Linked DNA regions of Homo sapiens: region 1 is linked to region 2. The links are chromatin loops, found by intact Hi-C in ENCODE. Cell type or tissue: B cell. All regions are shown on one strand. Each heading gives the region's core, and the rest is flanking DNA. Links, peaks and the distances in the headings are about the cores only.

Region 1 (5,383 bases), core at 111-5,110, 94 kb after region 2:
TCCTACCCAGGTCCTACCCACTTCTCCACATCCCAAACCCCCATAACCAGACTCAAAAAAACCCTGATTCTAACTGTGCTCTCTGCCTCGAGAGCCTCTGCTTTAAGATAACTCCTGGAGTCAAGAAAGGGCCTCTCTCTTGTGCATTTCTCCAGATTTCCGAGACACTGCAGGAAGAGGCTCTGTCCCTCATAAGGCTCAGGCCCTGCTACAATCCATGCAGCCCCCAGATACATCCCAGGCAACTGCTAAATTCAAGCCACTCTAAAACATTTCATAATTCTGCAGGAAGATTTGCCCAATTAATTAACGACACCATGATGCTGTTAACAGCAACTGCAAGTAATTCCAGAAAGCATCAGACCCCAGCTAAGGAATATAAAACCAGGACATTCACAGTCTTCCAAAACTACACACACGTCCAGTTAATGATGGCATAACCAACTTTAACCAAGATTGAACACCTAAATGAAATGAAAATGACTACATCAAAAGCAGAAGTAAAAACTGGATGGAAAGACATATCTGCTAACTGTCCCACATCTATATTGAAAGATTCAAGGAGACTAAAATTAAGCAGCTTTTGAAATGTCAGCTTTCATTCTGTGCAAACTGCAGAGTCTGGGCTAGAAACCTGCCTCTGGCAGGCTGCAAAACCCTGGGGTAAGTTATTGAACCTTTCTCAGGCTTCATTTCCTCACCTAAAAGTGGGATTCGTAACTGTCTCCCCTCAGGAGCCTGCTGCAATGAGATAGTAAGTAGGGTAAGCCCTCAGACAGTGTTAGCCCCAGTATCCTTAACACCCCGCCTTCCAATTTAGCCACAAGCTACCAAAATCACCAATAGTTCAATATGTACTTTAATATGCTCTGAACCAAAAATTTTCAACATCCTTTTTACAACACATTTATAGCCTTACATTAAAAAAAGTTCTTATTAAATCAAGTGGAGGACTTCAGAAAACTACATATAGTAAACCATACTAATAAAATATCAAATAAACTAATAAAATATAAATTATAATAAAAGTTAGTATTAAAAATTATAGATTTATATAGTATAAGAAATATGTATTATATATGATCTATAGTATATAAATATATAAGAAATATATGAAGTAAAAATATTTAGAATATAATAAAATTATAGGCCAGGTGTGATGGCGCACATCTGTAATCCTGGCACTTTGGGAGGCCAAGGCTGGAGGATCACTTGAGGCCAGGAGTTTGAGACAAGCCTGGGCAACAAAGACAACTCCCTCTACCCCGAACTCCCTACAAAAAAATGAAAATCAATAAAAATTAGCCAGGCATGGTGGTGTTCACCTGTAGTCCCTGCTACTCAGGAGGCTGAGGCTGGCAGATTGCTCGTGACCAAGAGTGTGAGGTAGCACTGAGCTATGATCACGCCACTGCACTCCAGCCTGAGCGACAGAGCGAGACTCTGTCTAAAAAAAAAAAGAAAAACTGTGTATACACACACACACACACACACACACACACACACACACACACACACAAACAAAATATCAATTCCAGTGGCCAAAACTAATGAAAAATAAGTTTCATAAAGCCAGCAGTGATATACATTTCTAGCATGAATATACAAACTCTTAATGTGCCTTTTAATCACATCTGACACAAATGCAGAATCAAGTGAGAAGCCATCACTCTCTAACAGTCAACCAGAGATAGAAGAGAACATGCAACTGATTTAAAGATATTTCTCCTAAAACCTTGAGATCACAAATAAGTTCTAAGCCAAAAAAGATAGGAGAAACTGGTTTTTTAAAAAATTTTTTACCTGTTGCTAGGGTAACAGGATTTTGGCAGGAAGTCAAAGTCGCCATAGCTAAAAGATGAGTTTTAAAAGGATAAAAATCTATTATATCCCTACATTTAGATTAAATAAGAGACTTTGTAGTAAGGCATGCCTAATGACAACAGGATGAACTCTAACAGTAAAAGAATGAAAATGAAACCATCTGGCAATGAACTATGCAAACTAGACAGTATTTCAGTATTTTTATCCCCTTAACTAATGGCCATCACCACAGTACAGCACGAAGACAGAAACAACATGGAGATGTAACGTTTTATTTCACAAAGTTATCTAAACAAGTTTCAGGGAGATTAAGGGGGGCAATTATGCCCTACCACACATTTCATACACATGGCTAGGTTCCAGGTTGTGTGGGTGAGCACCTTTTAAATTTTTTTTTTTTTTTTTTTTTGAGACAGGGTCTCACTCTGTTGCCCACACTGGAGTGCAGTGACACGACTGCGGCTCACTGCAGCCTCAAGCTCTGGGCTCTAGCAATCCTCCTGCCTCAGCCTCTGAAAGTGTTAGGATTACAGGCGTGAGCCACTGCACCCGGCCAAGTGGGCACTTTAAAAATTTATATACATACACACACACACACACACACACACACACACACACACACACACATTTTTTTCTTTTAAATACTGTGCAAGTGAGAGTCTCTGTAAAGCTCCTCAGTCAATCTGATTCTAAGCATGGTGGTCCCAAACTAGGAAATGCAAGCTGATTGCCTTGCCATTCTTTTCAAAAGTAACAACAGCACACCTGCCTCAGTGGCTGTGGTCATCTCTCCACACTCTGATCCTTTCATTCTCCCACTTTCCTTCACTGCCACTGCTGTCTTTCACCTACATCTCTGAGTGAACTGAAAGTGAATTTCAGAATGGGAAAGGCTACAAAATAGCAAGTATTCAAATCACCTATCACCTGCACCCTGTATGGAAAATGCAGATGAAATCTATGGACTTTTCTTAAAGGCTTTAGGAACAGAAACATTAAGACATCCTAAAATCATTTATAATCAGGCTTTAAATTATATTGAACAGACTTACTAATGCTGTAAATCCAACATCCAGAGAGTTGTGTCCCCTGCCTTCACCACCAAGAGTGAACGTTGGGTGGAGTCTTTAAACAAATACACTTGAGATCAACCTTCCCCAAAACATAAACTCAACAAAGGTGTGTTGGTGCTATAGCAGTCACACAGTGAGGGCCACAGCAATGAGCATCAGCAGCAAGGGCAGGTGTGCGGCAGATCCCAGGTGGTATGAGTGTTCCCAGCCCTGCCACAACACTGGAATCACCTGGAAGCTTTAAGAATGCCAGGGCCGGCTGGGTGCGGTGGCTCACGCCTGTAATCCCAGCACTTTGGGAGGCCGAGGCGGGCAGATCACGAGGTCAGAAGATCGAGACCATCCTGGCTAACATGGTGAAACCCCGTCTCTACTAAAAATACAAAAAATTAGCCGGGCGTGGTGGTGGGCGCCTGTAGTCCCAGCTATTCAGGAGGCTGAGGCAGGAGAATCGCTTGAACCCAGGGTGGGAGCTTGCAGTGAGTCGAGATGGCGTCACTGTACTCCAGCCTGGGCGACAGAGAAAGACTCCATCTCAAAAAAAAAAAAAGAATGCCAGGGCCAGGTCCCACCCCTAGTGATGCCAATTAGCTGGTCTGGTGAGCACCAAGTGTGCTGGGCCGTAGGCTCTCCGGGTGATTCTCGTGTGCAGCTACCAAGTCAGACTCACTGCTCCCCCTGTAGCCTTCCTGCTGACAAGGACTTCTTCCTAGAAGTTCTGTTTCGATCCACAAATTAGATTAACTGTGAAACCAAATGCTTTCCACAGAGACTTGGTTAGTCCATGGAATGACTTTTAGACTGTGACTGGTTTAAAATATCCACCTCACACTAGCAATGGCTACTACATAGATTACCACTGGTAGTTTCCTTTCATTCCAGTGTCCGAGGAGAAAGGTCACATTGGCCCTAGAATCCATTTTTTTTTTTTTTAGACAGAGTCTCGCTCTGTCATCCAGGCTGGAGCGCAGTGGCGTAATCTCGGCTCACCGCAACCTTCACCTCCCGGGTTTAAACAATTCTCCTGCCTCAGCCTCCTGAGTAGCTGGGACTACAGATGCCCGCCACCATGCCCAGCTAATTTTTGTATTTTTGGTAGAGGTGGGGTTTCACCATATTGGCCAGGCTGGTCTCAAACTCCTGACCTCAAATGATACATCCACCTCGGACTCCCAAAAGTGCTGGGATTACAGGCATGACCCACCATGCCCAGCCGACCCTAGAATCCCTTCTATTCCATTATTTTACAGATGAGCATCTGGCCACTACCTGAATACTTCCAGCAACAGATAGGCAGACATTTCACTCATGCATGGCCCCAGCTGGTCTGGAATTATCACATGCTGGTCCTCACATGGAGGACATCTATCTGAAGACAGCTATCAAAGCTCCCCTTAACCCCAACTTCTCTCTTCCTCCTGCCACTGTTTCTAGACTCAGCATTCTGCTTACCCTCCTCTGCTAGTTGTCAGCATCCATCTTAAATCGATGCAATGGAACCTTTCCCTGTTTAGATTCACTGTGGCCACCTTACTGCAGGTGACAAATACTACTTGTCATTCCCTCCCCTTTGCGGTACACGCGGGAATATACTTGGGGCTGCTCACATAATTCATTCTGGGCAATGACTCGTGTTGTGCATCATATCCAGAATAACGAGCGTGTAAAGACCAGGCAGGACTCGCCAGTCTTTTTTTCAGTAACACCTACGTTGAGACAATGGGGCTGAAAGAAACAGCCTTGATCACTGAGTTACCAGTGGAAGGGATGACTGCCCCGGAGAAATGCAAACTCTGCATAGCAAACTCTGTATGTGCAAGAAATGAACTTTTATTGGATAAATCAATGGGCTTTGGGGGATTGTACTGCCACTCAGACTAAGCCAGTAGTTCGCAAAGCATGGTCCCAAGATGAGCAGCATCAGCATCAGCATCAGCTAGGGCTTGTGAGAAATGCAAATGATCGGGTTCCATCCCAGACCTGCTGAATCAGAAGCTGTGGGGTAGAGGCCAGCAACTAGCTGAACAAGCCTTCCAGTTAATTCTGACGCACACTCCAATCTTGGGAACCGCCAGCTAGATTATGGTGCCAAGTCAAAGGAAGGGTGTTAGCTTTCCTTGATATGAATGCTACATCAGCAGCCACAAAGAAGGATGGGTTATAGCAAGATAGTCAAATAAAGACAGAATACTTTTTCATAGAACTTAGCTAAGCCATATCTACCTCACATAATATCTGTGTACTTTTATTTTTTTTTTAAGTGAAAAGCTCTGCATTTAAGATCTGCCTTGCAAAATCCCTCCTAGCTTCTCTTCCTATAATTAAGTCATTGATAGAAAGACTGAGGAAAATCTGATCCAAGATGGAAGCTTTCTCTCCAACAAGGCAGTGAGCCATGAGTCAGCTATCCATGCAATATTTCACCCAGGCCCTCCTGCACTACACTGTACAGAACAGTATCAAAACAGACAGAATCTGTCAACAGT
Region 2 (5,383 bases), core at 128-5,127:
AAAGTCTTGCCATTGTAATCTCACTGGGTATGTTTTCTCACATTGGTGGTTTCTTTGGGTCAGTACCAAAGCTCCTACAGATGGGACCACACTGGGTTCCAAATCTGGAGGATCATAAGGAGAGGTCAGTGAAGAAAGCAGAGAATCAAGCTCTGGCAGGAAGATAAAGGCCTTATCTTTAAATTAAAAAAAAAAAATGAAGACAGGGGTTTCACCATGTTGCCTGAGCTGGTCCTGAACTGGACTCAAGGGATCCTCCTGCCTCAGCCTCCCAAAGTGCTGCGATTACAGGTGTTAACCACTGCACCTGGCCAATTCCTTCTGATTCTTTAGCACAGAGAGACATCAGTAACACTCTACAGCACAATACAGTACCCAGCAGGCTGACTGCTTCATCCACAGCTTTGGAAGAGCCTGGCCAGGTGGGCCACACAGTCCCAGCCAGACCCATGCCCATAGAGTGAGGCACGGGAAATCATACCTTGGTTCTGAGAATGTTTTCCTGGTGGTTTTGGTGCATGTAAATGCTCAGAAAGAGGCCCACAAGAACTGGCCCAAATCGGCAGTAGGGCTTTGTGTAGTACTCCACGAAATACAATACAATCGCCTCTTCACTGAAAAATACAAGGAAATAAGCCAAAATGTTATGTTTGATCTGGACATGGCAAAGGGAATCCAAATCCCTGAGATGTCCATTGGAATAATCAGCAAGCCCAAAGGTACATTTAGGGCACACTTGTTCATTTCCTTAGTCATGGTGCGCAAACAGTGACCTCATGGCCCCACCTCAGCCAAAGTTGGCTTGTTTAGGTTCCAAATTCCCTCAGGCCCCTCCACCCCAGATCCCAAGGAAATATCATGAGTGTATTCATTTTAAATAGCTGTGTCTGGTGGCCAATATGTCAGAATGTTCTAAAAATGTAGCACCCAGATGTGAACCCAAGGGTCCCAAGGACAGAGACTGTCCTGAGAGAGAAGTGATGAGAGGTCCAGGCCAGGCTATTAAAAGGACACCAAAAACTATTCTTTGAAGCTGTGTTTTTCAAGGTTTCATCCCTTGACATCAACAGCTGCGTCAGGCCAGGCATGGTGGCTCACACATGTAATCCCAGCACTTTGGGAAGCCGAGGCAAGAGGATCATTGAGCCCAGGAGTTTGAGACCAATCTGGGCAACATAGAGAGACCCCAACTCTACAAAAAAAAAAAAATTAGCCAGGCCTGGAGGCACATGCCTACAGTCCCAGCTTCTCAGGAGGCTGAAGCAGGAGGTTCGCTTGAGCTCAGGAGGTTGAGGCTGCAGTGAGCGGTGATCATGCCACTGTGCTCCAGCCTGGATGACAGAGTGAGACTCTGTTGCAATAGAATAAAAAACACAGACAAAAAAAAAAAACACCTGCATCACCTGAGAACTTATTAGGAACCCAGACTCATGGGCCCCACCCTGACCTACTGGCAGTGGGCTCAACCATCTGTGTGTTAAGAAGCCCTCCAGGTGACCCTGATACCCCCTCAAGGCTGAGAAGCTTTGCCTAAACAGTGCCATTCACGGGAGGCATCCAGGTTATACCCAAGCCCAGGGAATCATCATCTCTGCACATGGACTCAGGGACTAGAAATTTTAAAACTCTCCTGAGTTTCCCAAAGGCAGATTGAGAACCCCTGCTTTAAATTTATCACCGTTAAAATTATCACCATTCCCCACTGAAGCTAGACGCACTCTCAGCCCCTAGCTGCCCATGCAGGGACCACTGGAGGAAGGGAAGGTGTTTGAGGACTAGACGTATGGTTCTTCAACTGTGGCTGCACATAAGAATTTATTCTGCAAATTAGAATTTGTAAGCACCCTGGGAATGCTTACAAAAGTCCGCTGCCTGGGCCCCATGCCCAGAGATTCTGATTCAATTGTTCGGAGGTGGGTGGGGATGAAAGCATCAGTAGATTTAGAAGCTCCCAAGTGACTCTAATATGTGGCCAGGGTTGAAAACCGCTGGGCTGGACATGAGTGAGCCTCCTCCTCAATCACTTCACCATGCCATGATATGGGAAGGGCATGATAGTCTCCTGGTCAGGAGGCTTGGGATGTTGTCACCAATTCATTCATTTATTCTCATATGCCACCCACTCACAGATTCACATGGAACACTCACATACCAGGAACGGTTCTGGCCATTTTATTTTGGAAGATCGGCAAAGGCTGCTCTGAGAAGGTGACATTTGCACAGACACCTGAAAGATGTGAAGGAGAAAGCCCTGCCAAGATCTTAGATTTTAACAGAAGAGTAATTCAGGCTCAAAAGCAAGTGCTAAGGCCCCGGGTTGGGGAGGGTGGGGAAGGGGGTTCGGGGAGCGTGCTTGGTGCGTTGAGATGAGTTGGTGTGGCTGGTCCAGTGTCAGCAGGTAGGAGGGTGACCAATGAGGCCACTGGAGGAATTCAAGCAGATGACTGACATAATCTGATTTTCATTTGTGTCACTGCATTGAGAGAAGATTAGCAGGTAATCATAACAGTTTTTCCTGTGTAAGTGTCATACATGCCTCATTGGGGAGGGGAAATAGCACTGTGGATTGGCTTCTAAGTTCAAATCACACCTGTGCCACCTACTAGTTGTGTGACCTTGAAGAGGTAGGTTCAGTCTCTCCATCCAACAGAGCCACCAAGCAGCAATTGGCTGCTGGAGGAGAAACACAGTACAGCCACATGGGGGCGCTCCTTCCTCTGGGAAGCGTTTCAATGGGCAACGTTGAGTTCAGAGAGGACCTACCAGTGCAGGTTGAAAGGTTCAGAAGTTTGGAAGCAAGAAGGCAATCAGCTTTCCCATCCAGACCAAAAGTTTCATACCCACTTTTTCCATGAACCAAAGGGCACAGGGTGAACAGCCTGGCATTCAGCAGCCCTCCCCGGGAAGTCCTGGCCAGAAAGGGGCAGGCTGGGGAACCGCATTACCTGGTTTCTGATGGAGCCACGACAGGAAGTTTATATGCCAAGGTGATCAGAGCAGTGGCTGTGAAAGATGCCAAGAACAGCATGGCCCCAAGGAGGATGAGGATCTGTGTACTCCTGCAAAGAAGAGAGGATACGGAGAGGAGTGCCCTTCAGTTTCTTGCCCCACACATGCGCTTCCTATGGCACGAAAGGCTGGAAATCCTGACCATCAGAGGTACTTCCTGCTTTTGAGAGGCCCTGCTTTTGAGAGGCTGATGAGTGGCAGGGAGAGCGGGGCTGGGGCTGGAGGACCTGAGGCAGCCTCGGTCTTGACCATCCATTAGTTGTGCCACACCGGGCAGGGCCTTGAGCTTGAGTTTCCTGGTCTAGACAGGAACAGTAATCGCATCCTCGCCTGCCCACCCTGAGGCTTACTATGCAGCTCAAAAGGAGTCCATGCCTGGGAACGTCCCTTGTCATCTATGAAACCCGATATGGATACAAGTGGTGGTTGATTTGGGAGAGAGGACTGTCAAAGGCAGGGTGGGACACGGGGTGGACCCACTCCAAGCACAGGGGAGAGAGGATCGAGAAGGAGGATGGTATGGTTTGGATCTTTGTCCCTGCCCATATCTCATGTGGAATTGTAATCCCCAGTGTTGAAGTGGGGCCTGATAGGAGGTGACTGGATCGTGGGGATGGATTTCCCCCTTGCTGTTCTTGTGATAGTGAGTGAATTCTCATGAGATCTGGCTGTTTAAAAGTGTGTAGCACCTCCCCGCTTTGCTCTCTTCCTCCTGCTCCCACCATATTAAGATGTGCCTGGTTCCCCATCTGCCCTGATTGTAAGTTTCCTGAGGCCTTCCCAGAAGCAGAAGCCTGCACAGCCTGCAGAACCATGAGTCAATTAAACCTCTTTTCTTTATAAATTACCCAGTCTCAGGTAGTTCTTTATAGCATGTGAAAACGGACTAATGCAGAGGGGGAACCAGGCACGCCTTCAACTGAGGAGCAGAGCCTGAGACAAATGTCCGGGTGCAGGTAGTTCACGTGGGTGTAGGAATGAGGGATAGGGTAGGAGAACAGGGAAGCAGGGAAAACCAATACCAGGATGTGCTATCAAGGTGGCCAATGCTCAGTTCTTCCAGAATGTTCCACAGGGCCATATGAAATGTACCTTAAAACTGTCCTGTGAGATGAAAGACAGAAGGATTTTCCCACTGTCTTCTATCTCAAATGGGTTAAGGATGGTCCCACACAAATTAATTCCTCCACACTTTGGGACCGTGCATGTATAAGACTAGGATGTTTCCTGAAGCACCCAGAGTGAGGCGCTGTCTGGTTGTACCTGCTCCGAAGTGTGAGGGTTGGGATTAAGAGGATCCACAGTGGTGTGGAAGAAATGTCAAACACAAGTGCGAGACCATCCAGGCACAGCCTGACCTGGAAAATGCCTTTGACAATGCAATTCTGCTAGTGAAAGTTGCCATGGCTGTTCATGAGGAAGGGATGAGATAGATACTATTCAGTTATCAAGTGATACAGGGAGAAAATTATTTTCAGCCAGAGTACCAATGTTAGTGTAATATTTGGAAAGAAGGATGAATTCTAGCTCCATGATGCTATGATTGATTACTAATGTCTGCTATGAGGGTAAGCAGGGGGTTATGGTAATAATGCTGTATGTATATTTACTATGACTTCTGCCAGACCCCTTAGCTCTTCTCTCCTTGAATTACTGAGCTCCAGAAAGACCTGATTCCACTGGCATTCCATGGAATTATATTCTCTAAAGGAAGAAAAGCCCTACTTTTATATTTCCCTCCACTTATAAGCTAAATCTTGTTGCATAGTCACAAGTTTGGACAGTGTGGGTTTTCAGCTGAAGGACTGAAATCCACCTTCCACGACAGCCTTTGGGAAAGATGCTGACACGGGGCCAGTGCTCCTCAGTCACAAGGACACTCACATGGGTTCCCAGGCAAGTCTAGAGTGCGGAGGCATAAGAACTCAGTGTCCTAGGTAAGTGGTAGTCAGGCCATCCAATAAAAACCCACAGCCACCCGAGTAAATATGTGTTTAACTCCCTGGGGGACTTGAGCCCAGTCCCTGGCACCTACTTCCAAGATCAGTATCTCCACCACAGACTCCACAAGTCTCTTCCAGCTAGCACCATTTCAACTAAACTCATAAATCTTCCTGACATTGAATGTTATGGGCTGAATTATGTCCCCAACAAAGTCCTATGTTGAAATCCTAACCCCCAGTAATTCAGAGTGTGACTGTATTTGAAGATAGAGTCTTTAAAGCAATAATTAACATTAAACGAGGTCATTGGGGTGGGCCTTAATCCAATATGACTGTGTCCTTATAAGAAGAGGAAACTTGGACACAGAAGGAAGAACATGTGAAGACTCAGATGTTTTGTTTTATTATTAATATTCCATTCTGGCAACAGT

The links. A loop is a pair of places that touch in the nucleus more often than their neighbours do. Peaks named below come from ENCODE experiments on the same cell type or tissue, not always from the same donor. Only the 100,000 strongest peaks of a DNase experiment are listed, where the experiment ranks them.
Region 1: a loop joins it to region 2, with 2.6 times the contacts of the local background. A loop is called at or near these places in 6 of 110 quality-filtered maps.

What each region holds. Positions count from the first base shown.
Region 1 is chr18:58,960,672-58,966,054 of GRCh38, reverse strand. All of the region lies in intron 7 of ZNF532 (zinc finger protein 532), which reads right to left. Among named protein-coding and RNA genes, the nearest start is that of ZNF532, 98 kb to the right of the region's middle. In B cell, for the core only: no CTCF peak of the experiment used is centred there; DNase peaks (open chromatin) are centred at 524, 1,514 and 2,094; H3K4me3 peaks cover 2,659 bases; H3K27ac peaks cover 4,253 bases.
Region 2 is chr18:59,054,716-59,060,098 of GRCh38, reverse strand. It overlaps the pseudogene OACYLP. Among named protein-coding and RNA genes, the nearest start is that of SEC11C, 82 kb to the left of the region's middle. In B cell, for the core only: a CTCF peak has its summit at 2,686 (motif pointing right); a DNase peak (open chromatin) is centred at 2,708.